6 separate regions of the Homo sapiens genome follow, and all the other regions are linked to region 4. The links are chromatin contacts, found by Hi-C in ENCODE. All regions are on one chromosome and are shown on one strand. Each heading gives the region's core, a stretch centred on a gene start or an enhancer-like site at or near the end of the contact. The rest is flanking DNA. Distances are from core to core; before and after follow the strand shown.

Region 1 (4,512 bases), core at 1,110-3,609, 4.4 Mb after region 4:
GGTGCCTTTTTCTAATTGGTTGACCTCTTTTGGCACTTCCACTGCCCAGAAGGGATACCTTAAAAAAAAATGGCACGAATGTGCTATATGTGCTCCTGTAGCATAACTCCACTGAGTGGGGTATGTGATTAGAATTTCACATGTGACTAGAATTTCTTCTAGTCTCTTCCGGTTGGGCATTTGATTTGCTTCTATATTTAATCTACCATTAATACTTCTTGTGGAACATTTTTCAGCCTAAAGTATTTTCATATTTAGATTGTGTTGTTTGGCTTTTTGATAGATAAGTCAAAAGGTATGAACTCCTTTATGTCTCCTTATAAATATAACCAAGTATGTAGCTTTCCAAAAGGACGTTATCAATGTTCTCTATCTCCTTCTATATGAGAAAGTACTCATTTCACAGCATCCTCCCCCACAACTGAAATCATTAATTTCTTGATGGAGAACCACCAGTCCCCCTTATAAAATGCTTCCAACAAAATGTTAGACAATTCTATTCCTTCAGCTGTTCCTAAGATACGGAAAGTTCTAGATAGTTCCTAAGTGTGCTGACAGAAAAAAAGTACATCTTCAAAAGTGTTTCAAGAAAGTTTAATGACGTCTGGAGCCCATTTATTCTAACATGGCTATCGTACATTTAAATAGAGCTTGGCTTACATTGAACTCATTGTTACTGTAATATAAATGAAAGTGTTAGAACACTGTAAATACAGTGACATCATGTGATTCAAAGTGCAGTGGTTTAAAAAAAGTCATCAAACAACAGGTTAAAATTAATGGATATTTCTATCAAACTACAACAGAGGCCAGGCATGGTGGCTCACGCCTGTAATCCCAGCACTTTGGGAGGCTGAGGCGGGTAGATCACTTGAGGTCGGGAGTTCGAGACCAGCCTGGCCAACATGGTGAAACCCCGTCTCCACTACAAGTACAAAAATTAGCTGGGTGTGAGCACATGCCTGTAGTCCCAGCTACTTGGGAGGCTGAGGCAGGAGAATCGCTTGAACCCGGGAGGCGGAAGTTGTAGTGAGCTGAGACCACACAACTGCACTCCAGCCTGGGCGACAAAACAATAATAATAATAATAATAAAAGTACAACAGAACATCTAGTTGTCTGGGTAACTGAGGGAGAAATTAGGCCGAATGACTCTGTTATTTGTTCTGGCCAGATAATCTTGGCCTTAAATTAAATCACCTTTGGCCTACCTTCTTCAAAACGAAATAATTTTCTCTTCGGCAAAACATTTCTTATTTGACCAAATGATTACCATCATATCTTTGGAAGCAAACAAAATATCAGAATTTACATCACACAATTTACATATGCAAAGCCTGATTTTGCCAGCTAGGGAGGGATAAGCTAAACAAAGGGAAGTGGTGAAAACAAAGTAGTAATGTTATGATGGGTCAGAGAGCAACACTTGGCAAGTTGTGCCAAATTAGTCGACGAAGCATTCTATTGGGAATTGCAAAGTAGGAAGTCCTATTTTTGACTCTGCTGATCTCGGTAAATATTTCCTTGTTTTAAAAATGGGCATAATTTTCTGTTACCTAAGAACCCTGTTATGAAAATTAACGAGTCTATAAAATGTTCTGACGTCTCTAGAAGCCCTTCCTAAACACACACTATAATCTTGTATTCATACAGTGCCTGCTCCTGCTTTTTGAAGATATGCCGGTCTTTATTAATGACATCTTCTACCACTGTTAAGTTCACTGTGAGTCCTCGTAAAATTAATTAATGAAACAGTCACTATTCTAAGTGGGAGACTGCCTTCAGAAGTGGTTTCTACTGCCCATATGGTCAATGCTACGGAATTAAACACTGAAGTACCAAAGGCAATGCGTTCCTCTTTGGAGGGAGGCGGCAAACGGGAACGGGACTGAGGCGAGAGCTAGCAGCACTGCGCGGGGAGCCTGAGCCGCTCCGCACGCCCCGGGCCGACGGGTCCTAGAGCGCCCCGGGGCCTGGGCTCGCGGCGGCCCCAGCGGGGCTCGATTACTCTCGCCTGGACGAGAAGCGGCGCCTCGGCTCCGAGGAGCCCTACGGTGGGGAGGTGGGGCGACGACAACAAAAAGAAGTCAAGTGGGAGGGGATTCGCCGGCGAGGGGGGCGACGGCGGCCGCCAAGGGAGAGGAGGCGGACACCTCCGAAGGGACCTGCGGCGCCGGGAGCCCAGCGATCCTGCCCACGAGCGACTGGCGGGCCCGGGAGGACGCCTCGCGGCGCACAGCCGGGAGCCCCGCGGCCCGCCCCCTCGCACCGCTCGCGCCTCTCTCGCGCCTCCGTCCCGCCCCCTCGCCTAGCGCCGCCCGCGCGCAGCGTCTCGCGCCGGCCCGGCCCGCCCGCCGGGAAACAGCCGCGAGAGCAGCGGCCGCGGCGGCCGCCAGCGCGCCTTCCCCTCCCGCGCTCCCGCGTCGCCCCCGCCCTCGGCGCCTCGTCCCCGGGCCGCGCGCCCGCGCTCCGGCCAACGTTCTCTCCCGGCCTCCCGGGCCCGCCGCCTACTCCCGCGTCTCCGAGCTCCTCAACCGCCGCGGTCTCCCTGGGCGCGCGGCCCGCCGCCTGCTTCCGGGGCGGGCGGACTGGGCGCCTGGTGCCGGCGGCCGCAGCGACAGCGCCCCCGGGAAGCAGAGGAGGAAGGAGAGAAGAGGTGGAGGTGGCCGCAGGCTGAGTCGCGGCCGGGATGTCCGGGCAGCCGCCGCCGCCGCCGCCGCAGCAGCAGCAACAGCAGCAGCAGCTGTCGCCGCCACCGCCGGCGGCCTTGGCCCCAGTCTCCGGAGTCGTCCTGCCGGCGCCCCCGGCCGTCAGCGCCGGCTCTTCTCCGGCCGGCTCGCCCGGCGGCGGTGCGGGCGGCGAAGGCTTAGGGGCCGCGGCGGCCGCCCTGCTCCTCCACCCTCCGCCGCCGCCGCCCCCGGCCACCGCGGCCCCGCCGCCCCCGCCGCCGCCCCCGCCTCCCCCTGCCTCAGCGGCTGCCCCCGCCAGCGGGCCGCCCGCTCCCCCGGGCCTTGCAGCGGGCCCCGGCCCGGCTGGAGGAGCCCCGACCCCAGCTCTGGTGGCGGGCAGCAGCGCCGCGGCCCCCTTCCCTCACGGGGACTCGGCCCTGAACGAGCAGGAGAAGGAGTTGCAGCGGCGGCTGAAGCGTCTCTACCCGGCCGTGGACGAACAAGAGACGCCGCTGCCTCGGTCCTGGAGCCCGAAGGACAAGTTCAGCTACATCGGCCTCTCTCAGAACAACCTGCGGGTGCACTACAAAGGTACTGGGCGTGTGTCCTGCGGTGGGAGTGGGGCACTGACCCGACGTGGCCGGCCGCCGCTGCGCCGCTCTCGACCCGCCCCCGACCCCCGCCCTCGCGGGCTCTGCCCTCGGAGGCCACTCGCCGCCTGTTGTGCTGCTCCGGGTGGGCGCGGGGGTCGCGGTGAAGGGTCCGAGGGTGAGGGGCGAGATTCTTGGAAAAGGAAGGTGAGTAGAATGCCCCAGGGTAGAAAGGAGCTGGTAATCCTAGACCAGGAGCAGGACACCTTGAGGGAATCCGGGATGACAGGACAGAACTGGCTTTCTGATTTCCCTGGGAGATAAATCTTGGGGCTTGGGTAGAGGAATCCATGGACTCGGAGTTGGGTTACATTGTTCTCCAGGTGGTGGGTCAGGCGTTCTCCTCTTACAAGGGGGGAAGAGAGGCACGATTCTGAGGTATGATTTCTAATTAAGAGAGAGCAGGGATACACAGGGGGAGGAGTAATCAAAATTAGGCCAGAGATTGTCTAGGGGGACAAAAGGACAAGGGGCCCAAGTTTGCCATCAATATATTTTAGTAAAAGCAACCGGGAGGGTAAGAGAAGGGAACCCCAGGAACACCCTTTTTCTTAGGGGAGCAGAAACCTACCCCTCCCGATTGGAAGTGCCCTATACAGGTCCTTAGGTGTTGATATCACATGAAGTCTTGTTGAAAACGAAGATGGAACAAAATGCAGCTTAGTATTTTGAAGAAAATTGGCTTATGTTTTGCACTTGCAGTTAAAAACAACAACCTTAGGCTTGTGCTTGCCCCTTTCCTCCCTCACCTACCTCTCCTAGGTTAAAACAAAGCTGGAAGCAAATCAGTTGTATATAAAATTATGAATTGCTATGGGAACTATTGAAATGTAGCCCAATTTAATAGCATGTATCAAGTTTACTTGTGTGGAAGAAAAAAAAATCAACCTAACGTATCAGTCTTGTCTGGAAACAAATCCAGGGTTTTAGGCCCCAAACCTAAAGCAGAAGCTTTTACATTCACGGCAGCCTCACTTTGATTGGCTGTAAAGGGGTCTACTCAGATCCTAGTGACATGTATGTAGAGGAGATAAACAACCTTGTGGTTAAATTCTTAACTTATACGGGACTGAAATTTGAGAAGAAGCTTGATAAGTAAGTTACTATTTAATCAGAAAGGCGAATGGCAATAGAAATCTACCAAATGATTTGGCTGCAAAGAATCACGCACAAAAATAGGCCTTGTTGAACATT
Region 2 (4,916 bases), core at 2,085-4,584, 4.6 Mb after region 4:
ACTCAACGGTAAAAAGTTGAATGCTTTTCCTCTAAGATCAGGAACAAGACAATGATGCTCACTCTCACATTGTCTATTCAGTGTAGTACTAGATGTCCTAGCCAGAGCAATTATGCAAGGAAAGGAAGTAAGTCATCCAAATAGGAAGGGAAGAATTTTTCTATATATGTTTTCTATATATAAGATCTATATATAATATAGATATGTATATAAAATATAGATATATAATATCTATGTATATAAGATATACAGAGAGATCTATAGGGATATATAAATATATATATAATATAGAGAGACATATAAGATATATGAGATTTCTATATATAAGATGTTATCAGCATGATCCCTGTTTGATGATAATATGATTTTATATACAGAATACACTAAAGACTCAACCAAAAAAAACTGTTAGAACTAATAAATTCAGGGAAGTTGCAGGATACAAAATCACATATAAAAATCAGTGGTGTTTCTATACTCTAACAACCAACTATATGAAAAAGAAATTAAGAAAACAATTTCATTTATAATAGCATTAAAGAAAAAACCACTTCAGGTAAATTTAACCAAAGATATAAGACCTGTACACTGAAAACCATAAAACACTGATGTGAGAAAAGAGACACAAATAAGTAAAAAGGTATCCCATGTTCGCGGATTAGAAAAATTAATGGTTGTTAAAGTGTCCATACTACCCAAAGCAATCTACAGATTCAATGTAATCTCTATCAAAATTCCAATATCATTTTTCACAGAAATAGAAAAAACAATCCTAAAGTTCATATGGAATTGCAAAAGACCCTAAATAGCCAAAGCAGTCTTGAGTGAAAGGAACAAAGCCAAAGGCATCACACTCCCTAATCTCAAAATATATTATAGGGCCATTGTAATCAAAACTGCATGGCACTGGCATAAAAATCGGCACATCAACCAATGGAACAGGAATAGAAAGCCCAGAAATAAGCCCAAGTATTTACAGTCAATTGATTTTTGACAAAGGTGCTAAGAACACACAATGGGAAAAGGAAAGTCTCTTTAATAAATGGCATCAGGAAAACTGAATATCCACATGCTGGATAACAAAATTGAGTCCTTATCTCACACCATATACAAAAATCAACTCAAAATAGATTAAAGTCTCAAACATAACACCTGAAACTGTAAAACTAATAGAAGATAACATAGGTGAAAACTCCATATTAGTCTGGGCAATGATTTCTTGGATAGGACCCCAAAAGCAACAAAAGCAAAAATAGACACATGGGATTGCATCAAACTAAAAAGCCTCTGCACAGCAAAGAAAATAATTAACAGAGTAAAGAGACAACCCACAGACTGGGAGAAAATATTTGCAAACCATGCATCTGATAAGGGGCTCTTATCTAAAATATATAAGAAACTCAAAAAACTCAACAGCAAAACAAAACAAAACGAATAACCCGGTTAAAAAATGGACAAAGAACCTGAACAGGTATTCCTCAAAAGAAGACATATGAATGGTCAACAAATACATGAAAAACGCTCAACTTTGCTAACCACCAGGGAAATGCAAATTAAATCACACTGAGCTACCACCTCACGCTTGTTAGAATGGCTATTATAAAAAAGATCAAAGACAACAAGTTTTGTCCAGAATGTGGAGAAAAGGGAACCCTGGTACACTGTTGGTGGAATGTAAATTAGTACAGCCATTTTGGAAAACAGTATGGAGGCTCCTCAAAATCTAAAAATAGAATTACCACATGACCCAGAAATCCTACTTCTGGGTATATATACAAAGGAATTGAAATCAGTATGTTGAAGAGATAGCTGCATTCCTGTGTTGTTTTCAGCATTATTCACAATAACCAAGATATAGAAGCAACTAAGTATCCATCAACTGAGGACCGGATAAAGAAAATGTGGCACATATATACAATGGAATACTATACAGTCTTAAAACAGAAGGCAATTCTGTCATTTGCAACAACATGGATGAACCTGGAGGACATGAGGCCAAGTAAAATAAGCCAGGCACAGAAGGACAAACAGCACATGATCTTACTTATATACTTGGGGTCTAAAAAAGTTGAACTCATAGAAGCAGAGTAGAATGATGGTTACCAGGGGCCTGGCAGAGGGCTGATGTGGAAGGGAGGGATGTTGGTCAAAGGATACAAAGTTTTAGTTAGGTAAGAGGAGTAAGTTTTAGTGATCTACTGCACAGCATGGTGACCATAGTTGATGATGTATTGTATATTTCCAGGAGAGTAGATTTTCACCACAAAAAATAAGTAGGTGAGGTGATGGATATGTCAATTAGCTTGATTTAATCTTTCTACAATGTATACATATATCAAAACATTACACTGTACGCTATAAATATATAAATTTGTCAATAAAAATAATTATATAAATATATATTTATATAAAACAAAATACATGCTAAGGATAATGCAATGAACTGCAAAAAGTTGTACAGGCTCCCAATAAATAATTTTTGAACGCCTAAGAGCTAAATAAATGCAATACATCACTCCCAGGTGTCTCCACTAGGGGGCCCCATTCCCTCCCGTTCCATCACCTGCTTTCCTCAAGGTCGTCTCCACCCTCCTATTTGTTGATACCCGGCCTCTGACCCAGTTCATCACTTTCCCGGGCTTCCGGGCGCCACCCTCTTCAGGTTTTCCTCCTACCCCTCCAGCCCTGCCCCTCTGGATCTCCCATCCTCCCAGCGCGCCAGACTGCATGCGGCCTCCCCGCCCTGTGTCCAAGAGGCAGCTTCCACTCCACGCGGGCAAGCCTGAGCTCCAGAGCCGTCCTCAAGCCGCCTCCCCCCGAAGCACTGGGACTTCATCCTCCCGGCTACTACTCGTGCCCAGGGACTAGGCCCTGAGCCTTCCCTTCTCGCACGCCCCATAGCCAAGCTGCTCAGCAGAACCTGACGGCTCCACCTTCAAACTACGTCCGGAATCCGACCCCTCTCCACGCCCACTGCCTCCACCCCGGCCACCTTCCTCGGTCACCCTGGCAGCTGCAATGACCAGGGTGACCTTTCTGAAAAGGGAGGCTCTGTTCGGAGCCCTCGCGGGGCTCCCCAGCACAGCGGCCTCCCATGCCCACCTGCTCGGGTGGGATTACTTTCCAACCCCGTTTCCATCCCCCTCCCTGGTCTCCAGCCGCAGCGACCCCCACGCAGAGCCCGGAAGACCTTGGGCCCCGCACATGCTGCCGGCCCGCTAAGAGCTCTGGGTACCCCCGGAGCGCCTTCCAGGCTTTCTCCTAGAGGCGCTGTGTCCCGACCGCGCTCCGGACCTGAGCCACGGCTCACCTGGGGCAGCTCGCGCCCCCGAATACAGTCTCCCACGCCCCGCCCCCCGGGGTGCCTCCCTCCCAGCTCTCTGTACCCACCCACCATCCCCCACATCCCTTCCTCCAACCGCTAGCCAGTCACCAGCCCGGGACCGCAGGGCAGAGGCCGGGCCGCGCATGCGCACCGCGGACCGGTGCCACCTCCGCTCGCGAGCCCGCGGCAGGCCCTGGGCGGTGCGCGCAGTCCCGCGAGAGCAGTGCTTGGTCGGGACCTCGAAGCCGGAGCCCGAGCGGGAGAGGCCGCGGAGACCCCGGCCCGGCGCAGGCAGAGACGCACCTGCGGGAGGCGGGCGCGCCGGCTGGAGAGGAGGCCGTGGGGCGGAGCGGCTCAGCGTTCTGCTCGGCTGCAGCGGCCCCTGCCGGAGACCCGGGCGCCGTGGTCTTCTTTATAATTGAAGGATTGTCTCTCTGTTTTTATTTGGGGTGGGGGTGGGGGTGGGGGGCGGCGCAGTGACTTGCTTCGACTTTGTCAGCTTCCAGGGTTCATTCCACTGCCCAAATATGTAGTGAGTTACTACCGGCTTTGCTTCCTCCTTCAGCAAACGGCTGGACCACACAACTTCAGGAGAGAGGATTTTAAATGTTAGGGTCATTTTCCCTAAAACGATTTCAAATGACGGTGAGTTGGTTCCCAGGCTAGGCCACCTAACCTCGAACGCAATGACGAGTGCACTCTGACTGCTGAGCTGAGAGCCTTCCGTGGCTCTGGGACCCAGTGACTCACGTGGCTCCGCATGTCCCCGTTCCCTTAAAATCGGAGTCTTTCCTTTTCTTGGATTCCGGCTTGCCACCAGCACCACTTGGCAGAATGGAATTGCTTGCGGGCATGTCAGTGGACTAGAAAGGGAAGTAAGTGGTCTGAGAACTTGGGGGCCAAAAATGTTACATTAACATTTTTTGCCTACCTAAAATCTCAGCCACTTCCCACAGTTTGGCTGGAAATTCAGCCCATGTTGAGGCCCTTCTCATTCCTGCAGGTGTTACCAGCAACTCAGAGGTTTATGGAGTAACGAAATTGGGGAGGGCCTCACATCCGGCTGCTGTTTTTCCCCCTAACGTGTATGGTGCTTATTCTGAGCCAGACACTTTTAAGAACTGCACATTATTAACCATTTTAAATCGTCCCCACCACCTGATGAAATAGGTACTGTTATCCCCACTTTATGGGTGGGGAAACCGAGGCCCAGGGAGGTCAAGTAACTGCGCAAAGCACAAAACTGTTGAGTAGTAGTGTTACCAGGGCAGTCCTGGAGAAATCGCTCAGAGGGCAAAACTGAGAGCTCATTATTTTCTTAAACAGTAGACAGCTGAAAATGCTCATTGTTTTTTAAACCGTTTTGTTTGTTTGATTTTTTTTCCTAGTCTCTTTATCTATAGGTAACCCAGCTTAAAACAACTGCGGTTGGCCCGGGATCCTCACTGCCCTTTGCCAAGTACCAGAGAAAGATAAGGCCTACTAGGAACCAGAGAAAACCAGAACCAGCCACCCCTTGTTACTTTTAGATCATTAATACATCATTATATGCTCAACTCCCGACCCGTAGAAGAGAATCGCCGCCATTTTC
Region 3 (4,851 bases), core at 1,658-4,157, 4.3 Mb after region 4:
ATTGAAGCTTTTTTTTTTTAGATGGAATTTCACTCTTGTTGCCCAGGCTGGAGTGCAATGGTGCAATCTCAGCTCACCGCAACCTCCACCTCCTGGGTTCAAGCAGTCCTCCTGTCTCAGCCTCCCAAGTAGCGGGGATTACAGGCATGTGCCACCACACCCAGCTAATTTTGTATTTTTAGTAGAGACGGGGTTTCTCTAGACTGGTCTCCAACTCCCGACCTCAAGTGATCCGCCCTCCTTGGCCTCCCAAAGTGCTGGGATTACAGGCGTGAGCCACCGCGCCCGGCTGCTCATTAACTCTGATTGGGTGACATGCCCATGCCTGTGGTCTGCAGAGCGATCAGTCTCTCCAAACCGCATGGACTGAGAGCAGAGAAGAGCCACTGCCCATGGAAAACTAGGGTGCTGAGACCAAAAGAAAGGGAATGCTTTGGAAAATAAAACAACAGGTGTCACATCCAAGGAAAAGTGGATGCTATCCAACCTGTAGTTAGAACTGACATTCATTATACTCCTATCATAGGCCAGGCACTGTGCTAAGTGCTTTACATATGTTATTGTATTCAATATGGCTGGTAATAGTAATACATGAAAAGTTAGTCAACATCATTAGGCATCAGGGAAATGTTATGTTAAAAATCACAATAAGGTACCATTTTATGAGGACTGAAAATATCAAAATTTGGCAAGGATGTGGAACAACCGAAACGCTCATCTATTGCTAAGAGTGTGAAAGGGTGCAGTCGCTTTGGAAAAACAATTCAGCAGTGTCTAAAGTTAAGCTACCATATGATTCAGCAATTTGACCCAGATACTTTCCCCAACAGGGATAAAAATTATGTCCACACAAGGTCTTATACAAGAATGTTCATAACGCCCTATGCATAATAGCCAAAAACTATAAGCAAAGCAAATGGCCATTAATAGAATGGATGACCGCTTGTGGTATGGTCATACAATGGAATACTATTCAACAATTAAAAGCAACTAATTACTGATACAACAGCATGGATGAATCTCATTGATATTGAAGTCAGACGCAAAGCAGAAGAAAGACACAAGGCAATGCATATTGTAGGTCTCCATTTACATGAAGTTCAAAAAAAGACAAAACTAATCTATGGTCATTGAAATTTGAAAATAGTTGGCCGGGCGCGGTGGCTCACGCCTGTAATCCTAGCACGTTGGGAGGCCGAGGCGGGCAGATCACAAGGTGAGGAGTTCGAGACCAGCTTGGCCAATATGGTGAAACCCCGTCTCTACTAAAAATACAAAAATTAGCCAGGCGTGGTGGCAGACACCTGTAATCCCAGCTACTCAGGAGGCTGAGGCAGGAGAATTGCTTGAACCCGGGAGGCAGAGGACACAGTGAGCTGAGACTGCACCACTGCACTCCAGCCTGGGTGACAGAGCAAGACTCCGTCTCAAAAAAAAAAAGAGAAAATAGTTGCCTTGGGGTGGTGGTGGATTGTCTGGAAAACTGGCACAAAATAACTTTCTGGAGCAATGAAAATGTTCTAGATCTTGACTGGGTGGTATATACAACTGCTAAATGTCATCAAGTTGCTAAATGACATTTATCAACTGCTAAATGTCACCTAAGTCTGTGGAATTTACTGTATGCAAATTATACCTCAATTTTTAAAAATTACAAAGGACTAACATTAAAGTTTGTGCCACAGTTTAATCGTTCCTCTAATGTTGTGCACTATTTTCCCATTTTTTCACAATCACAAATTATGATACAATGACTATCTTTTGTGCATATGTGAAATTACCAATATTAAGCATTTTGACCCATAAAAATGACAAGTTTGTATAGTCAAACCTAGTAGATATTTAATATTTTGGATTATTCCCATTATCCCCATTTTTAGTTAGGTGACTTGAGAAAAGTTTACAAATTTTTGTTGATACTCATTGCTAAACTGCTTTTTCTACCAATTTTATAAATGTATACTCCTTTTACAAAAGTGTCTTAGGTTGGTGCAAAAGTAATTGCGGTTTTTGCCATTACTTGCAATGGCAAAAGCCGCAACTACTTTTGCACCAACCTATGACTTGAATCCTGTTTTTCAGTTCTTCAAATTTTGATAGACACTTATCTTGCACATCCATATGCACGCTCCTCTCTTCCCAGCACTTTGTACATCTCTCATGGCTCATAACACATTCTTCCATCACGTATGTGTACACATATGGCTGTATAGGAAAACAGCTTCTGGAGGATAAGAACAATTTGTTTTGCGGTTTTTTATTTTTAATAAAATCTCCTAGCTTGGTGCCTTATGCATTTCATTTATTTATTCAACTAACATCTTCCAAATTCACATAAGGGACCAGTTATCTGTGAATGGTGTAACAGGCCTTCAAAAAGTCCACGAAACTAAACATTACCAGTTTCAAATATACCCGACAGGTCTCATTTTAACATTCATGCCCCACGTTTTAAGTTCCCAGATTGCTACCTTCCCATGTTTTTGGTGCTCTAATCTGGAAACAAAAACTCTGAAAATTTAGTTTTGAATGTATTATGTGAGGGCCTTTCCCTGGGCCCTGCTAATAATTCCTTAAAATGCTCCCCAGAACCACATGTTTGGGGACTTAGGATAATCAGTGAAATCTAGGGCAGCCTGTCGGTCTGAGACTTTTCACAGGACTCTGAAGGGCACCGGGGTAATTCCTTTTTAAGGACAGCAGTGCAGTGAAAATGCAAATCGTGACAGCAACAAGCTCCTTCCAGTTCCGGAGTGCCCGCAGGCTCCTCCCGGTCGCCGCCGTCGCCTAGCGAATGGGGTGGGGGCTCGCACGGTCCCCGCATCTCGGAGCGCCACGGCGGGCTCCTGCCGCCCCGCCCCACCCCACCCCCGGCGCGCGTCCCGAGCCCCGCCCGCGCGCCCGGCAGGAAAGGGCGGTCCTGCGCTGTGGCCCACGCTCGCTCCCGCTGTCGGACTCTGGGCCTGGACCGCGCGTGGCCGGCGCCAAAAGCGAGAGGCATGAGCGCGCGCCCGGGCCAGTGAACTGCTCGGGGATGGACTGCGGCTCGGTCGGCGGCCAGAGGACCCAGCGCCTGCCCGGCCGCCAGCGGCTTCTCTTCTTGCCCGTGGGCCTCAGCGGAAGACCGGGCGGCAGCGAAACCTCAGCACGCCGCTGCCTCTCTGCGCTCTCCGACGGTCTGGGGGCGCTGCGCCCTCGCGCCCCGGCGGCCCGCGGCGGCGTGTCACGTGCCTCACCGCTGCTCCTCCTCCTGCTAGTGCCCTCCCCGCGCTTGGCCGCCGCAGCCCCGCGCCGGCAGCTCGGGGACTGGGAGCGCTCGCGCCTCGGGTATGCCGCACCCCCGGCCGGGCGCAGCAGCGCGTGGAGGTGCTCACCGGGCGTCGCCGCTGCCGCCGGCGCCCTTCCCCAGTACCACGGCCCGGCGCCTGCACTCGTTTCCTGCAGGAGAGGTGAGGCCCGGGCGGGAGAGGAGAGGGGGCTCGTCTCGCGGGGTTGGACGGCGGGGCGGGGATCTCAGCTACAGCCTCCCCGAGGAAAGGCCCGGCAGGCCGGAGGGCGGGTCCTCCAAGGCCACCGGCATCTGCCCGGAGCGTGGGTCGAAGGTCCGGGCCCGCCCTGCTCGGCCGCGGTGGCGGGGCTTAGCCCAGAAGAGACGAATTCCTGGGAATCCCGGGCGCTAAAGTTGGAGGGAGGTGCGTGCTGGGGCGGGGAGTTGGTGCCCGCCCACTCCTAGGGTCTGCTTTTGGGCGCCGCCTTCCAGGAGTTCTGTTTGGCAGCGCCCAGCCTGTTGGGCGTTCAAGGGGAAGGGGTGTGTATGTTTGAGCAGCAAAGCTCTGGGAAATGAAGGGATTGCTTTACAGTTTGATTTCAAATTCTGATGGAATCATTAATTCGTGGAGTCCTAGCGTCTGCCCTGTCCCTGGCGCTTTTCTAGATGTGTGAGATATATCAGTCCACAAAATCTTCCCTCTGGAGCTTAATTCTAGCAGAGCAGACGCAGTAAATATGTGTGTGTGGATATACGTATGCATAATTGATGTATATATAATTTATATATACAAATAATTTTTATATATTCGTAATTCGATGCCTGGTATAGAAAAATAGGATAAGGCTTGGGAAGTGGAATGGGTCTCCAGTTGTGAATTTAAATAGGGTGATCAGAATCGATTTCATTGAGAAGGTAGCATTTAATTAGAGTCATGCATCTCTTCAGGACAGTCGCCTACTGAGAAATGAGTCATTAGGCGACTTCTTCCTTGTGTGAATATTGTAGAGTGTGCTTACACAAACCTGGATGCTACAGCCTACTACACACCTAGACTATCAGGTAGAGGCTAGTGCTCCTAGGCTACAAACCTGAACAGCATGTTACCGTACTGAATACTAGAGGCAATCTGAACACAATGGTATTTGCGCATCTAAATGTAGAAAAGGTAGAGTAAAAATATGTATTATAGTCTCATAGACCACTGTCGTGTGTGCCCCTCTGTCCTGGGCTGAAAGGTAGTTGTGGGGCTCATGACTATTTAAAGGAGGTGAGAGAGATCACTGCCCTGGAGATGAGGAAAGTAAATAGAATCAATTTATTAGATAGCATATTGTTGATTAAAGAAAAAAATCATTTCTGATAATCAACAGACTTGGCAAAATTATCACTTTGGGCAGTCTATACATATTCATTAGTAGCCATCACTAACTACACATTTTTCATATTTTCTTCAACAGATAGGCCCACTAAATGTTGACCATATCTATAATTTAAGAATATCATTGGCTGGGGTAAAAACTGATTAGTAGAGCAATAAAGTGAAGGAAACTTTATATACAGAGAGTGGGGAATGAGTAGTG
Region 4 (5,005 bases), core at 1,637-4,136:
CTATCGCCCGGCCTCCTTTGACTTAATCTTCACTTTCTCAGAAACAATAAATATTATGTTAGCTGTGAACACATAATCCCTACATATTCTGAAATGCACTATAGTTCTTTAAGCATTAAATAAACTGCCATTTAGTTCTACAACATCTATCATACTGTTGGAGAAAATGCTAATGATGTTCAAAGTACTATCCACCGGCCAGCGCGGTGGCTCACGCCTGTAATCCCAGCACTTTGGGAGGCTGAGGTGGGCGGATCACGACATCAGGAGATCGAGACCATCCTGGCTAACACGGTGAAACCCCATCTCTACTAAAAATACAAAAAAATTAGCCGGGGGTGGTGGCGGGCACCTGTAGTCCCAGCTATTCGGGAGGCTGAGGCAGGAGAATGGCATGAACCCCGCAGGCGGAGCTTGCAGTGAGCCGAGATCACACCACTGCACTCCAGCCTCGGCAACAGAGTGAGACTCCATCTCAAAAAAAAAAAAAAAAAAAAAAGGACTATCTACCTATAATTGTTATACCCAAAGAAGGCTTTTTGGACTTTATTTTCAAAAGGCTGTCCACTCTAACAAATCTCTTCATAGACACATATAAATATTAATTATTATATACATAAATATACAAATCTCTTCATTTATATATAAAATATACCTGACATTATTCATAACATGAACCACAAATATATGTAAATATATAGTATTTGTAAATGTATAGTATATGTAAGTATTATAGCAAAAATATCTGAAGTCAAATGTGTGGTTTAGGAACATAAATGAATCAGCCTAGGTTCATGCAACATTTGACCCTGTCACCTGGGAAGGTATGCATTCTCAAAAGAAAGTATAGTTTCCTGAAATTTCATCAAACATTTTAATCTAACTGAATACTAGAAAATAGGTACTTAATGCAACAAAGAATTCAAGAAATGGTTAACAAGGAAATGAAAACATGAGCTATAAAAGCCATTATTAAATCTTATCGAGGGTTTTTATGATAGCATATTTTCAACTTTATACAATTGAGGGTTATATGAATCCATTCTCAGAACTTTTGGCACTTGATGTAATTTATATATCTCCACTTGCTGGGTCCTTAGGTCTTAAAATGAAGAAAAAATTTTTAGTATACTAAAATGTCTTCCTTCTTGATTTTTCAAATTAATAAACACACCTAAATATAACCAATTGGTTTCATGCTCAACATTATACATATATTTCTAATTTTTAATTCAAGCATTTAAAATTTGGCTTTGGTTTTCTTTTAATGTGATAAAAAAGTGGGATTTTTTGGTAAATATATAAGTGGATATATCAATATGTAGATTTCATTATAATAATCCCTAGGTTTTTCTGAAGCAGCTTATTCAAAAAGATTTTTTCTTTTTTTTGAGACGGAGTCTTCCTCCGTGGCTCAGGCTGGAGTACAGTGGTGCGATCTCGGCTCACTACAACATCCACCTCCTGGGTTCAAGCGATTCTTCTGCCTCAGCCTCCCGAGTAGCTGGGATTACAGGTGTGTGCCACCACGTCCGGCTAATTTTTGTATTTTTAGTAGAGACCAGGTTTCACCACCTTGGCCAGGCTGGTCTTGAAGTACTCCTGACCTCAAGTGATCGCCCACCTCGGCCTCCCAATATTGAATAATTCAATATTGAATTATTCAATATTCAACATGCAGTTCAATGATTCAATATTAAATCCCCAATTGCCTAGATATCTTTTGTTGATTCTCCCAGCAAGGCAAATAATTATTGATGGTAATTTTCTCATGTACCTCCTGAAGAAGCCTTCTCTCCCACTCGCCTTTCTGCCACTAAAATAGATTTAAAAACACAAAACAAAACTGGTCAAAGCCTTGAGTTATGTGTGTATACGTGGTGTGGGGGATTCCCCAACTGGAGTGGACTGGGGAGTCCTGCAGGCTTACCCAAGGGAAGACTGGACTTCTATGTGGCTGGTTTCCACATCACTGAACCCCAACTTTCTACAGCTGGGTCGGCCTCTTCCTTCCTCTTTCACCTGTCAGCTGCCCGGCCGTTGACTAACAGCTACCCTAATCGGGCCACCCCTCCTCCAGGTCTCCAATCCCAGAGGAGTTACCCCAGCAACCTGGCAATGCTCATCAAGTCTCAACGCGTGGTGGCTGTGCCAGAGAATTACTACAACACCTGCAAGGCTGTGCGGGCTCCTGGCCGCACCCTATCGGCCGGGAAGAACAAGCGAGGGAGTTCCTACTCCAGGACCGTGGGGTTCTCCCGCGGCTCTGACAGTCCCCAGGAGGGAGCCCCAAACTCCCGGTGCCAGCTGCAGCCGCCTCGCTTTCCGAGAAGCTTTCGGAAGCTTTTCGAAGTCGGAGAAGCAACTGCCCCGGGGCTCACCTTTGCGCTGAAGAGGTGCCGGGAGTCTCGGGGAAAAGGCACCGCTGTACAGAAAGGAAACATTGTAGGGGGGTTAGCCGACCGGCAACATCGCGACGAACCCGGCGACCCCACGCCCCAACACCCTAGCCCGGGAATTCCCCCTTCTTCAGACAGATACCCACCCCGCACCCTCTTTTAATCCGGGGCAGGAGGTATCCGTCCCTGGGGCACCCGCCCACCTCCCACCACGGCGAGGGGCGCTGCACAGGGGGAAAGGGAGGGCTTGCACCCCAACCAAGCTGCTTTGTGCAACGCTGTCACCCGAAATCCGCCACGGCCCCCACGCACGCCCCCGGAGTGGGGAGCCTCCCACCTCTGAGCGCCAGCGAGGCGGTGCGCGCCGCCCTGGACTGCGGGCGCCTCTCCGGAGCCGCGCGCCGCGCGCACAGGACGGCTGCAGCCGCGCCGCGAGCCCCAGCCTCTTCTCGGCCGCCGCCGCCGCCGCCGCTTCCGCCCCTGTCACGGCGTGACCCGGGGTGGGAGGAGCCGACAGGACTAGGGATGGGTAGGGTCCCCGCCTTCGCTTTAGCCGCAGCGCTCGCTCCGCCCTGCCCATTTCCGCCGCTGCGCAAACCCCGGCGCTTGGGGAAGTGGGTGGAGTCTGTGCAACGAGGTACGGGGCGGGAGTGGAGACGGGGCGCCGGGAGAGGGGGCGGGAACTGAGGCGGGGCGCGGGAAAGAGGCGGGGCGCGGGAAAGAGGCGGGGCGCGGGCGGAGGCGGGGCGCGGGCGGAGGCGGGGCGCGGGCGGAGGCGGGGCGCGGAGAAGTGGCGGAGGTGGAAGCGGAGGCGTACCCGCCCCTGGGGACGTCATTGGTGGCGGAGGCAATGGCCGGCAACCAGCTGTAAGCGAGGTAGGCTCACTCGGGCGCGGAGGGTGCGGGTGAGAAAGGGAACGATTTGCTAGGAGTGTATGCGCCCGTGCTAGGGCTCCCAGGAATTCTTACAAGCGTAGACAGCCTAGCAATCAGCCCTGTGAAGTGGGGTTCAGGGCAGAAGCGGAAACTGGGAATAACGAGGTCGGACAGTAAATGACCTGAATCCAATGTCCAGGATTTAAAGTGCTTCCAAAGCACTGGTGTGTTTTAATTATTTTTTTTTCTTTTTTCTTTTAGAGACAGGGTCTCCCTCTGTCGCCCATGCTAGCGTGCAGTGGCACAATCATAGCTCACTGTAACCTGGAACTCCTGGGCTCAAGTGATCTTCCCGCCCCAGCCTCCTCGGTAACTGGGACTACAGGCTCGCTGCACCACGCTTGGCTAATTTTTCAAATTTTTTTTTATAGAAACGGACTCTCGGTTTTTTCCCCAGCCTGGTGTATTAGTGATTTTTGGGAAAAAATAAGTACTGCCAAATAGTGAGTGATCCCTGGTGATGTGGGAAACTGGGGTGCTGTAAATATTCTGTCTTGCTCTGCGGTGGTTACACAGGTGTATGTATATGTAAAAAATTCACCGAGTCATACTCTTTTAAGATGTGTGCACCTTAGGAAAGTTTCTTCTCAATTTTATGAAATTTAAAAACAAAACTATAGCAGAAGCTTTTGAAAAGGTGAGAATGGAGACTAGAACAACTTGAGGACTTTGTTTGTGGGCAGAAATTTTTGTGAAATTTCCCTTCCTTAATTCTTGTAATGTGCACTTTTTTTGTATTATAGAAATAAACTTTATTTCTCTAGAAATGATGTATACAAGTGGAGTCCATGCTGAGAAACTGTTAGAACAGCTAAGACGTTGAGCCCAGGAGTTTGAGACCAGCCTGGGTAACATAGCAAGACCCTGTCTCTACAAAATATTTAAAAATTAGCCAGGCATGGTGGTGCACCCTTATAGTCCCAGGTACTCAGGAGGTTGAAGTGAGAGGATCGCTTGAGCCCCAGTGTTGGAGACGGAAGTGTCATTACACCACTGCACTCCAGCCTGGGGGATAGAGAGAGACCCTGTCTCAAAAACAAACAACTAAGACATGATTAAGTTATGTGCATGATTTTGTTAGACAGTTCAAGTTTGTGTGAAAGGAATAGAGTTGTGCTACTCCAGGCTGCTGTGGAACTCTGATAAAGATTATGCTTCTCTTTTAAGTAGAGAACTGCTTTATGAAGCCTTGAATTTAGGTTCCAGAGTTTCTGAATGAAAATGAGAAAACTGCAACATTCTTTTGCTTTTCTGTACCCAATATAAATCAGATACTTTCTACTGACCTCTCAGAAAACTCAGAGTCACCTCCTGATACCATCAGGGTCTTGCAGAAGCCATTTGTCAACAAATATTTGCTAAGAAGTGAATTCATGTTCCCAGGTAATGAGAGAAATGCCTCCTCCCTATATCCTAAGCATACTGAGGCCAAATTTGGCAACAAAAGGGGAAATTTGCCTGAAATACATGCTTTTATGCAATGTTTGCTATTTCACAGATTAATCATTAAATTAGAACCACCAATAATAGCATGCTAGTATAATCCAAACTAGTTTCACTAATGATTTAAAGGGAATGTTAGAATAATGGTGTTATATTGTCCTTAATATTGCAGAGTTGACATTGAAAGGAAAGGCATTTTCCTCATACATTCAGATGGATCTGCAGTT
Region 5 (5,164 bases), core at 2,665-5,164, 4.0 Mb after region 4:
TATTTTCTCAAAATACCTCCTCAAAGAACCACATCTATTACAACTTTTTTTTTTTTTTTTTTTTTTTTTGGTAGAGACAGGTCTCACTGCATTGCCCAGGCTGGCCTCAAACTCCTGGGCTCAAGTGATCCTCCCATCTTCGCCTCCCAAAATGCTGGGATTACAGGCATAAGCCTCAGCCACCACACCCAGTCTATTACAACTTTAAAAGATAAATCGATTGGCTCATGCCTGTAATCCTAGCACTTTGGGAGGCTGAAGTGGGAGGATGGCTTGAGCTCAGGAGTTGGAGACCAGCCTGGGCAATGTATTGAAATCTTGTCCCTACAAAAAATTAAAAACATAAAAATTAGCCAGGTGTGGTGGTACGCCCTTGTAGTCTCAGCTACTTGGGAGGCTGAGGTGGGAGGATTACTCGAGCCCAGGAAGTCGAGGCTGCAGTGAGCCATCTTCATGCCACTGTACTCCAGCTTGGGAAACAGGGTGACACTCTGTCTCAAAAAATAAACATAAAGCTAAATTGAGCTACTATCCTAATGAATATAATGTATTAACTTTTCTATTTCTTCTCAATCACCCATTATGCCTTAAAAAGTATAAGGGAGGAAGGGATGAGAAGAGGACCCTTTGTTGGATCCCAGTTAAGAGGACATGGTCCATAGAAGAGAAGAGCTGGGCCAACAGGAATTGGGATATCTCTGTCCACTTTTGGCTTCACCTTTAGCCTCTTGCACATGTGTCTATTAAGTCCCCTCTAGCCCATCTCACTGCATCTTTGAAACAGAGAGAACAGAATGAACACTCTTCCTTCCCAACCCTAATGTTGCAAACAGATTGGATGCTGTCTGTTTTGAGTTTTCTGGTCAAAGGCATATGATAAAAAACACATGGTTTACATGGGTCCTTTTGTTAATTACAAGTATCAGTGCCAAATGGACAAAGGCAAGATGCTACATGGTGCCGGAGGATTGAGTGGTGAATAGAATTTTAAATTGTGAGTCATTATAACCATACTTATGATATGCAGACAGCCTGCAGAATGTGCTTCAATCTGGTGGATGGTGAAAACCCACTGCAAGGGACTCTGCTTTCCTTGCCCAGTATGAAGCCCCCTCCTAAGCTGGCAAAACAGGTTTTACAAAGCCAGGGTAGTGATGATGAAGTGAGTAGGATGGGATAAGCTGGTTCTGGTTACCAAAATGAAATTCCTCCCTTTGTGGCTACCCCTCCACTTTGATGAAACATTTTACAAGAAACTTATAGAAAAATGACCAGATGCTTAACATTCTGTAAAATGAAGTATTTTGGCATTTCACCACTGGCCTTGTCTCCAGAACACTCTATCCATTTTTGTTGTATAAGCATAATCAATGAAAAAGTATAATTATTGGGCTGGAAAATAATAAGTATCTACAGAACATGCTGAGAGCTGTTTTAAAAAAAATGCTTAAAGGAACAATATATGTCACTTTCGAGGCACCTGATTCGTTTATTGGTATAGCATAACTCTCCTACCCACGAATCTCAATCACCATTTACTTCTCAAAAAATAACTACGGTATGACTTTTCATTGGCACTATTCCATGGATCAACAGGAAAAAAAGAACGCCTAGAGACTGCTGTCCCTTTTTTTCTTGACAGAGCTTTCAAAGACCTTGGGGGTAAATCTCGCAAGAATTCTGTCCAATAAACAAGCTCATGCGTTACCGAGTTACGTCACCAGCTGACATCCAAGGAGAAGTCCAAGGTTAATTGCTATGGTTTAGTGGACCATTCCAAATGACCCTGTGCAAGAAGCTTTCACTCCAGAACTGTTTGAACTTCACAGCCTGAAATTTCATCTACTTGTTTCATGAGTACTTTTTAATTACTCCCCTGGGGGTATTAATAATGTTTTCTTTATTAAATAGTTACTCTCTGGAAGGGATAGTGGTTTCATGTTTTTCCCCGTTCTTTGAGATAACTAAGTCCCTGCCTGGTTAGCCCAGGGGCACTTTGATTTTCTTTATCTTAAGTTATTAAGGGAGAAAACAGAGATCAAGATAGACCTCTAACAACTCAGGATTTGGAATCAGACTGCTTCGTTCAAATCCCAACTCCACCATTTAGCTAGCTGTGCAAAAGTGGACAAGTTATTTCCCTCCCTAAGGCTCAGTTTCCTCACCTGTAAAGTAGGAATAGTAACAGTACTAATCCCTAAGTCCATTCTTCCGATGGATGGAAATGGATAATGTATGTAAATATTTACCTTGGAGCTTGGCACGTGGTGAGCATTCAAAAATTGTTTTTACAATATTTTTAAAAATACTATTGTTTTGACTATGAGAACAATTTCGGAATTGTTGTGTTCTCTGATCCCACAGTAAGTAAGGTACCAATGAAGTAGGAATATTTAACACCTTACTTTTATACACAATACAATGCTCTGAGGCAGCAGCACCATCCCCGTCATGCATAACTCATGAAGTGCTGGGCTGAATTCACAGAGCACCTTTGCAATTTATAGGGCAAAAATTAGGTGCCGTGAAGAATACACAGAAGTATGGATACAGCCACTGCCCCCCAGGGAACTGACCATCCAGTTAGGAGACACACACACAAAGAGATCACCGCAATGATGCCTTGTACTGTTAAGTGGCCAAAGACGTACAGTTTCTTATAGTATCTTTTATGGTGGGCAGAAGAACGCCCTGCATTTTGGGGAAAGCTACAAGTGCAGAGATTTGCCCCCGTGGTAAGACAGCAAATCAGTGAGAGCTACAGAGTAAGGTTGTAATATCATATTCATTTGGGTTAAAATGGAGGTGCTGTGGTAGCAGTGGCCTGACTTAAAGAAGGACCAGTGATATCAAACAGTAGCTGCTTGGCTTTGGAATGACACCATCATTGCCATCTTAGAATCTGAGAATGTTTCAGTCAAGAGGAAACCTTGAAAAAGCCTCCTTGTCACTCAGTCCACTTACAGTAGGAGCAGCAAGGCCTGTTCTTACACATGCGGGCTCCGGCTCATGCATCCACCTGATGCTCTCAAGGCTGCCAGAGGAAGGAGGAGGAGGGCTAGGGGAGGAAGCCAAGGGTATCCCACAAAGGAGATGACCACTGATAACTACCATGGATGAAATGGCCTAAGTCACTTCTGTGTCTTAGCCTTTCCTTTCAAATTGCCCCCTCCCCCTCCCATGTATCATGGGCATCACAGTCACAAAACACAAGAAATCAGAAGTCTGGAGACATTCCCCCTGTCCAATGCCCAAATCTAGGTCCCTGTTGCTTTCTTCCTGACCTGCTGGCCCACAACCACAGGTGGCCTCCAGAATTAATCCAAATGAGAGTCTCTGCCCTTCCAAAACATCTTAAGTGGATCATTCATCTCAGGCCACCTTCAGTGACAGGAAGGGGATTGAGGTCTGCGGAGAGCAAAACCTAATTCGGCCCTGTACCTGGATGCGGATGGGGTGGGGGAGGCGCGACGGGAGGCTGGGTACTCCAAGTTCAGCTGCGGGAGACGCCCCTCGCCCCCACCTGGCAGCCACAGAGGGTCGCCAGCCTAGGGGAGATGGTTCCTGCTGTCTTCAAATGAGCCCACCAAACCCCAGCCCGTGGGTATCGCAGCACCTACCTTGACCCAGGAGACCGTGTAGGGAACCTGCGGATCCCAGGGGGCGGTGCAGGGCAAGTCCACATCTTCGGAGCAAGCCACCTTCACCTCCGGCGTCGCGGGAGCCAGGCTGTAGGCTACAAGAAAGAGAGAGCGCGTCGTGAGCAAGCGACCGACGGGAGGGGGTGTCGTGGAGGGGCGGGGGGCGACAGGCGAGACAGGCGCTCGCGAGCCCTACCGCAGCTCAGGAGCAGAAGCTGGAGGCCGCGCGACATGGCTGGAGCGCTGCGCCGCTGCCACGAGCTGCAGAGCTGTGGCGCGCGGGCGCCGGCTGCCCTTTTATGCCCGCGCGTTCGGGAACTTCCCTGCGCGCCAGCCCGGGGGATTCCCCGGCGGGCAGCGGAAGCGGGTGGCGCGCCCTCCTAGTCCCGCTTAGGCCGGGGCGCCCCCGTCCCCGCCCCCTTCGCCCCCGTCCCCGCCCCCGTCCCCGCCCCCGTCGCACCCGCCGCCCTCGCCGCGTGCGCGTCCCCGCCCCCGCGCGCCCGGGCCGGGCGCCCCGAGTTCGCGTCGCTGCTGCGGCTGGCAGCGGCGACAGCAATCCCCGCGTGACGCCCAGCGCTGGGGGCTTTGCAGACCGCGCTCGCGCGCGTGACGCTGCCGTTGACCCGCAAAAGGAAGCCGGGAACCGGGCCATCCGAGCGGGATCTGCCCATTTTACGGAGGCCAAACCAGATTCCGAGAGGGTGGGCAACTTCCTCAGAAGCCCAGCCTGTCCTTGGGAACGCACTGGTGAACCCAAGTCCTCACTCTTCTCCAGAATCTGTGATAATCAAAGGCGCGTTAGATTTCCATGGAAACATACAAGTCTGTAGTACTTGGCTCCCTGCCTTCCCCGGGAGGTTATCAGTCAGTACCGTCCTGTTTAAATTATATCACCAAAGGAGAGTGTCTCCTATTAAAATAATAATTACACGCATACACAACATTTTTGGAAAAGAAAATTCTAGAAGACAATGAAATCACCTGTAATTCATCCAGGAAGTAACTTCAGTTAACATTTTTTTATATTATAAAATGTTTATAACATAACATAACGTAAAATATTTATAACATTTGTCAGTGCACAGATTGGTATTTTTAATGGTTTATTCTTCCTGCTATCTTGTAACCTACTTTCTTTTAGCTTAATAATTTGCAAGCGGTTCCACATCATTAAAAACTTCCAACAGCATCATTTTGGTCCATTGTTCAGTTGCACCATAAATTAGAATCGATTAGTGTTAGACATACAGGTTGTTTCTTTTTGTATTACTAATATTAGAAACAATACTGTGATTGCTATGGGAAACTTCAGTGTAGATAAATCTTTGCTCTAAAATTGCTTATTTTCTTAGAATAAATACCTCAAGGAAATTGTGCTAGGTGAAGGGGAGTTTCCAATTTTGTCAAATATTGCCAAAAAATTACCTGCAAGGAGGTGTCTTCAATCTATATTCCCATCTGCAAAGAGAGTGCCTGTTTGCCAACACAAACTGTTATCCAACCTTTCTATCTTTGTCCATCCA
Region 6 (4,688 bases), core at 893-3,392, 4.8 Mb after region 4:
GAAAGCAGTTGGGGCACAAAGTGCCTGCCCAGGAATTATATTGAAAGCCAGCTGCCAAGGTGACCTGCTATAACCTGAAGACCAGTTTCACCCAGTAGCTGCTGAAACGAATTGCTGTAACTCTAAGACTAGTTTTACTTACCACCTTCTCTCACAAATTAGAGCTTGCCTGTTCCTAAAAACTTTGCTTAGGGTCAATGAGCTATCTTTCAAGGTAATACATAACATTTCTCTAATGAAACCTCCAACCATCTCTTTGTTGTTCTGAAGACCACCCCAGTCTGTGTGTATGCCCTGAACTGCAATTCTGTTTTCCCAAATAAAATGATTTAGAGACTCATCTTTGCATTTTTAATTGATCTTGACACAGCCAATTCACATATATCCCTACTGTGCCACATGCCAGGCACCATGCCAAGCACTTTACATACTTTCTCATTTAACCCTTCCCACCTTCTATATAATCACCATTGGTGATGATTTTATTTTATTATTAATATTTTTTGAAATGGAATTTCTCTCGTTGCCCAGGCTGGAGTGCGGCGGCACCATCTCAGCTCACTGCAACCTCTGCCTTCCGGGTTCAAGCGATTCTCCTGCCTCAGCCTCCAGAGTAGCTGGGATTACAGGTGTGTGCCATCACACCCAGCTAATTTTGTATTTTTACTAGAGACAGGGTTTCACCATGTTGGCCAGGCTGGTCTCGAACTCCTGACCTCAGGTGATCCGCCTGCCTCGGCTTCCCAAAGTGTTGGGATCATAGGCATGAGCCACGGCGCCCAGCCAGCACCGATCACTTTTTAACACACTACATCATTGACTTATTTATTTTAGTTTTTATTGGATCTGTCCTCCCACCAGAATGTCAGTTTCACAAGGTTAGGGATCTTTGCTTCGGTAGCTGATGTATCCTGAGTCCATAGAACAGCGCCTGCACACAGTAAGTGCCCAGCCCTGGTGATGATTTTAAAGACAAGAAAAGGCAATTATAAAAGTTAGTGACCGGCCCAAGGTTTAGATGAAGTAAATGGAACTTGTGTAAGGTAACTTGAAGAACTCTGCTTACTCATGTGAACACTACCCAAGGAAGGTTTAGTACCCCAGTACTGAGGAACTAAAGATGGTGGTGGTAAGGGAGTGGGGAGGGGCATCAGTGTTTGAGTTCAACCACCACACGTTTCTTCATTTTTAAGTTCTGTCTAGCCATTATACACACATTTGTCTGCACTATAACTGGACTTCTGCACTGTTGATAGTCCTAAGTTTCCTTCAAAGCTTGGCATCCGTGTGGCTTATTTGGTAGAGATTTGAACTTTCAAAGGGACGATACCCATCATTGGGGATTTCTCTCAAACCCTGGCGGTTTAAAAACCTACTTGGGCACTGCTGCTCAGCCAGCCCGAGGACCAGGGAGGCAAGCACAGAAATAGAAAGCATTTGTAAGTGTTAGTAGCTACTTTAAAGAGTAACTCTGTTCTGTTAGACCTACTAATAACAAATTAGGAGCTTGCATTTAGCACATCTTTTTTTAAAAAAAAAACACGTTCATTTTTCTCCTATGTTATAGTGTTTTACCTGAGAGGCTGAATATACTAAGACAATGGCCAAATCTAATATAAAAATAGACCTCCAATCCACAACCTGCAGCAACCTGCCCAGAAAACCAGTCAGTTACCTACAATAACCAACCCAGGGAGCCTGCCTGCTCTAAATCAGACTTGCACTCCTCTGCCTGCCTTTTTTCTTCTCATTCGGATGGTCTTCATCTATTCCCACATACCTGGGGTGGGGAGGAAATTAGCAAAAGCAAAACCCGGGTCCTGCACGCAGGCAGCTTAAGTACGGCCCTAGGGCTCGGGTCTTCCCTAGGCAAGAACCTCGAGGGCCGGACACGGGAGTGCAACCCAGGCACGCGCCTTCGGATGGCCAGAGTAAATGGTCGCGAGATTTTGCGGGGTAGCAAGGGGCCGGGTGCCCACGGCGGGAGAAACTACACTACTCTGGAGGCGAGCCTAGCCCTTCATCCCGTCGGGTTTCACAAACGAAGCCAGAGCTTCCTGGAGTGAGGGTGGAGCTTCCTGCCCGCGCCCTCTGCGCATGCGCCCGCCCGGCGCCCGCCCGGCGACCTGGAGTTGATGTCACGTCCGGCGGCGGCGGCAGCGGCAGCGGCAGCGGCGCTGAGTTTTGTCTCCCGGGCCGTCTGGGCGCGCGCGGGTGTCCCAGGTACCCCGCCGCCTCCCTCCTTCCCGCAGGACTCGTCCCTCCTGGCCCTGGGCCCCAACGGTGCCCGCCTGCCCGGCGGTCGGTCAGCGCACAGGGCACGGCTTCCTCTGCTTCTCCCGGACCACTTAGTCTCAACCCGGGTGTGTTTGCACTACTAGAGGTGAAGCATCCATCATAGAGAGAATGGGACCTGGGGTCTTGGACCAGGGTGTTTTTACTTTTCCCATCAGGTGGACGCGCATGGGCAGGAGATATTATTTGCAGCATTTCCTCCTAGAGGACGCCTTTGTCATTGTAGTGCAATCTAAGAATGGGTGTCCTTAGACAACAGGGACCGACCAAATCGTCATGCAGCTGTTTGGATGCTTTAAAAAAATAAATCCCCACACTCATTACGCGTTTTATGCTGCTGACTTTTTTATTTTTAAGACATCTGCTCCCGAAAGCTCAGAGCCCTTTAGCATTTCATTTTCTAAACGAATCCTAATCTTTCCTGTGACTGAATCGGTTCAGAGGATATCTTTTCAATAAGGAAGGAAGCCCTCCCCTGCTCACTGGGGACGTCGCAGGGTTTTTAAACCTAAAGATTTACTCTTTTGTGCACAGACGCTGGAAGCATTTGGGTGAGGCAGTGCAGTGCTTTTTGGGAAATGCATCAGATCTTTTCTGTTCTTGAAACGCCAAATCTAACTTGGTCTTTTTTTGGATGAATTACCGCCAGTATTATGAAGGTTACTGTGAAGGAACTTGAGACCACTGAACTTTTTGAGTTCTTGCGGTAGATTTTAAATCGTTTTTCCGTCTTCAACTCTGACTTTGGGATCACTGTCAATTGGCTACATTCTTTACCCTCTTCTAGTTATAATTTAATGCGATTTATTTGTTGTGGGTTTTGAATTTCGATAGCTACACTTAATAGAATTGTGTTTAAAAGAAAGATAAGTGAGGAACTCGTGGCTTTTTACTTTTATATAACTTAATTTTTCATTTTACAAAATGCCCATTTAAAAAAAAGTAGCTAAGCAAAAGAAAGGAAATTAAAATCATCTAGAATCCTACTATCTAAAGATAACCATTGCTAACATTTTGGAATAGAGTGTTAAGTTTTAAAATACATGAAATTTGTAAAAAACAAAAAATGAAATCATAGTGTATACTGTTTGAGTATAATTTGCTTGACGTATCTTGCCTGGCTTCCATTTCACTTATTTTTTTTCTTTGCGCATTTATAATAGCTACAGAATGTTCTATTGTGCTAGGCACTCATAGGTATAGTGGGAAACCTAGTGCATAAACCTTGTGCCATCTATTTTATCAGCTCAGAGAACTTTTAACTTATATCTTGGTTTTTAGCCAAGATGCATAGGTGAGATAGTTGCAGAACTGAGTTAAAGGAAAAATTTAATATTGGGTCCTATGCAAGGGTACATCATATTGAAAAGGTGGAGAACATCATTGAAAATTATTCTAATTCTTGACTCTTTGTTTCTAGACTCACTTTTCCCCTTCGTCTTTCTCTCCCTTTCTGTCTTTCTGTGTCTCCTCCAAGAATGAAATATGACTGAGGACTCTCAGAGAAACTTTCGTTCAGTATATTATGAGAAAGTGGGGTTTCGTGGAGTTGAAGAAAAGAAATCATTAGAAATTCTCCTAAAAGATGACCGTCTGGGTGAGTACTTTTAAAAATTAATCTCATTGGTTCTCAATCACTCCACATGTTCTGAAGTAAATATTTTCTTAAAAGACATCCAGAAGCATTGGTTACTTGCTGTATTTTTTAGTGATGTGGTGAAGCAGAATGGTGTATTTTGAGAAAAGATTTTTCAAATTTATATTTCACTGAGCGTCAGAAGTTTTTGAAAGGTTTCTTAAGAAAGTCAGTAGTATTTTTTTCTTTTATTGAACCCATATGTTTTCATGTATTATCTAGGTAAATTTGCTTCTGGGTAAATTTGCGATAACTCTGGTCATGATTTTCTTTTTTTTTTTTTTTGAGACCAAGTCTGACTCTGTTGCCCAGGCTGTAGTGCAGTGGTGTGATCTTGGCTCACAGCAACCTACACTTCCTGGGTTCAAGTGATTCTCCTGCCTCAGCCTCCCAGGTAGCTGGAATTACAGGCATGTGCCACCATGCCTGGCTATTTTTTGTATTTTTAGTAGAGACAGGATTTCACCATGTTGGCCAGGCTGGTCTCAAATTCCTGACCTCAAGTGATCCACCCACCTCGGCCTCCCAAAGTGCTGGGATTACAGGCAGGAGTCACCATGCCCAGCCCATGATTTTCTTTTATGGAAATACTAAGAGTGCATTGTATATTGACATTTTAGTTTGAGCCAGTCTGAATAAGGTCTGTTGTTGACTAAAGTAAAATAAACTGAACCGTAGTTAAAGATAATACTTTATTTGCATAGAGTACTTTTAAAGTTTCTGAAACATTTCTCACCTTATCTTTGATCTTCAATTG

Evidence for each region. A loop is a pair of places that touch in the nucleus more often than their neighbours do. Pooled maps may share reads with other maps.
Region 1: a loop to region 4 is called in a map of CD8-positive, alpha-beta T cell, with 28 times the contacts of the local background. The contact joins the promoter of RANBP9 here to the promoter of KDM1B in region 4. A Hi-C loop is called at or near these places in 1 of 168 maps with a recorded cell type or tissue (CD8-positive, alpha-beta T cell), 1 of 37 single-sample maps with no recorded cell type and 8 of 50 pooled maps.
Region 2: a pooled map shows a loop between it and region 4 (9-fold over the local background). The contact joins the promoter of SIRT5 here to the promoter of KDM1B in region 4. A Hi-C loop is called at or near these places in 6 of 50 pooled maps.
Region 3: a loop to region 4 is called in a map of CD8-positive, alpha-beta T cell, with 17 times the contacts of the local background. The contact joins the promoter of MCUR1 here to the promoter of KDM1B in region 4. A Hi-C loop is called at or near these places in 1 of 168 maps with a recorded cell type or tissue (CD8-positive, alpha-beta T cell), 2 of 37 single-sample maps with no recorded cell type and 11 of 50 pooled maps.
Region 5: a map of CD4-positive, alpha-beta T cell shows a loop between it and region 4 (8-fold over the local background). The contact joins the promoter of CD83 here to the promoter of KDM1B in region 4. A Hi-C loop is called at or near these places in 3 of 168 maps with a recorded cell type or tissue (CD4-positive, alpha-beta T cell, CD8-positive, alpha-beta T cell and naive thymus-derived CD4-positive, alpha-beta T cell) and 9 of 50 pooled maps.
Region 6: a pooled map shows a loop between it and region 4 (5-fold over the local background). The contact joins the promoter of TBC1D7 here to the promoter of KDM1B in region 4. A Hi-C loop is called at or near these places in 5 of 50 pooled maps.

Annotation. Positions count from the first base shown.
Region 1 is chr6:13,709,682-13,714,193 of GRCh38, reverse strand. It overlaps RANBP9 (RAN binding protein 9), which reads left to right and starts at 2,359. Exons shown (of 14, transcript NM_005493.3): 1 at 2,359-3,259. The coding sequence starts at 2,689. It overlaps LOC124901264 (a long non-coding RNA gene), which reads left to right and starts at 1,440. Exons shown (of 2, transcript XR_007059462.1): 1 at 1,440-1,511; 2 at 1,653-1,842. RefSeq lists silencers at 1,855-2,624, 2,785-2,904, 2,985-3,034, 3,295-3,414.
Region 2 is chr6:13,573,019-13,577,934 of GRCh38, reverse strand. It overlaps SIRT5 (sirtuin 5), which reads right to left and starts at 3,334. Exons shown (of 10, transcript NM_012241.5): 1 at 3,191-3,334. It overlaps LOC105374937 (a long non-coding RNA gene), which reads left to right and starts at 3,501. Exons shown (of 2, transcript XR_926497.4): 1 at 3,501-3,970; 2 at 4,714-4,916. RefSeq lists enhancers at 2,397-2,982, 2,572-3,051, 2,983-3,569 and a silencer at 3,262-3,781.
Region 3 is chr6:13,812,613-13,817,463 of GRCh38, reverse strand. It overlaps MCUR1 (mitochondrial calcium uniporter regulator 1), which reads left to right and starts at 2,907. Exons shown (of 9, transcript NM_001031713.4): 1 at 2,907-3,449. The coding sequence starts at 3,035. LOC107986571 (a long non-coding RNA gene) reads right to left here and starts at 3,654. Exons shown (of 2, transcript XR_001743986.3): 1 at 3,375-3,654. RefSeq lists an enhancer at 2,440-2,539 and silencers at 2,700-2,969, 3,050-3,719.
Region 4 is chr6:18,153,303-18,158,307 of GRCh38, reverse strand. It overlaps KDM1B (lysine demethylase 1B), which reads right to left and starts at 2,886. Exons shown (of 22, transcript NM_001364614.2): 1 at 2,737-2,886; 2 at 2,382-2,425. It overlaps TPMT (thiopurine S-methyltransferase), which reads left to right and starts at 3,231. Exons shown (of 9, transcript NM_000367.5): 1 at 3,231-3,275. RefSeq lists an enhancer at 1,946-2,185 and a silencer at 2,626-3,185.
Region 5 is chr6:14,116,522-14,121,685 of GRCh38, reverse strand. CD83 (CD83 molecule) reads right to left here and starts at 3,914. Exons shown (of 5, transcript NM_004233.4): 1 at 3,838-3,914; 2 at 3,621-3,736. The coding sequence starts at 3,874. RefSeq lists cis regulatory regions at 2,617-3,117, 2,585-3,411, 2,982-3,482, 3,648-4,303, 3,487-4,303 and 1 more and silencers at 4,047-4,166, 4,294-4,588.
Region 6 is chr6:13,325,991-13,330,678 of GRCh38, reverse strand. It overlaps TBC1D7 (TBC1 domain family member 7), which reads left to right and starts at 2,142. Exons shown (of 8, transcript NM_016495.6): 1 at 2,142-2,383; 2 at 3,773-3,892. The coding sequence starts at 3,781. It overlaps TBC1D7-LOC100130357 (TBC1D7-LOC100130357 readthrough), which reads left to right and starts at 2,142. Exons shown (of 9, transcript NM_001318809.2): 1 at 2,142-2,223; 2 at 3,773-3,892. The coding sequence starts at 3,781. It overlaps LOC124901261 (a long non-coding RNA gene), which reads right to left and starts at 2,064. Exons shown (of 2, transcript XR_007059457.1): 1 at 1,781-2,064; 2 at 822-954. RefSeq lists an enhancer at 1,797-2,303 and a silencer at 1,937-2,326.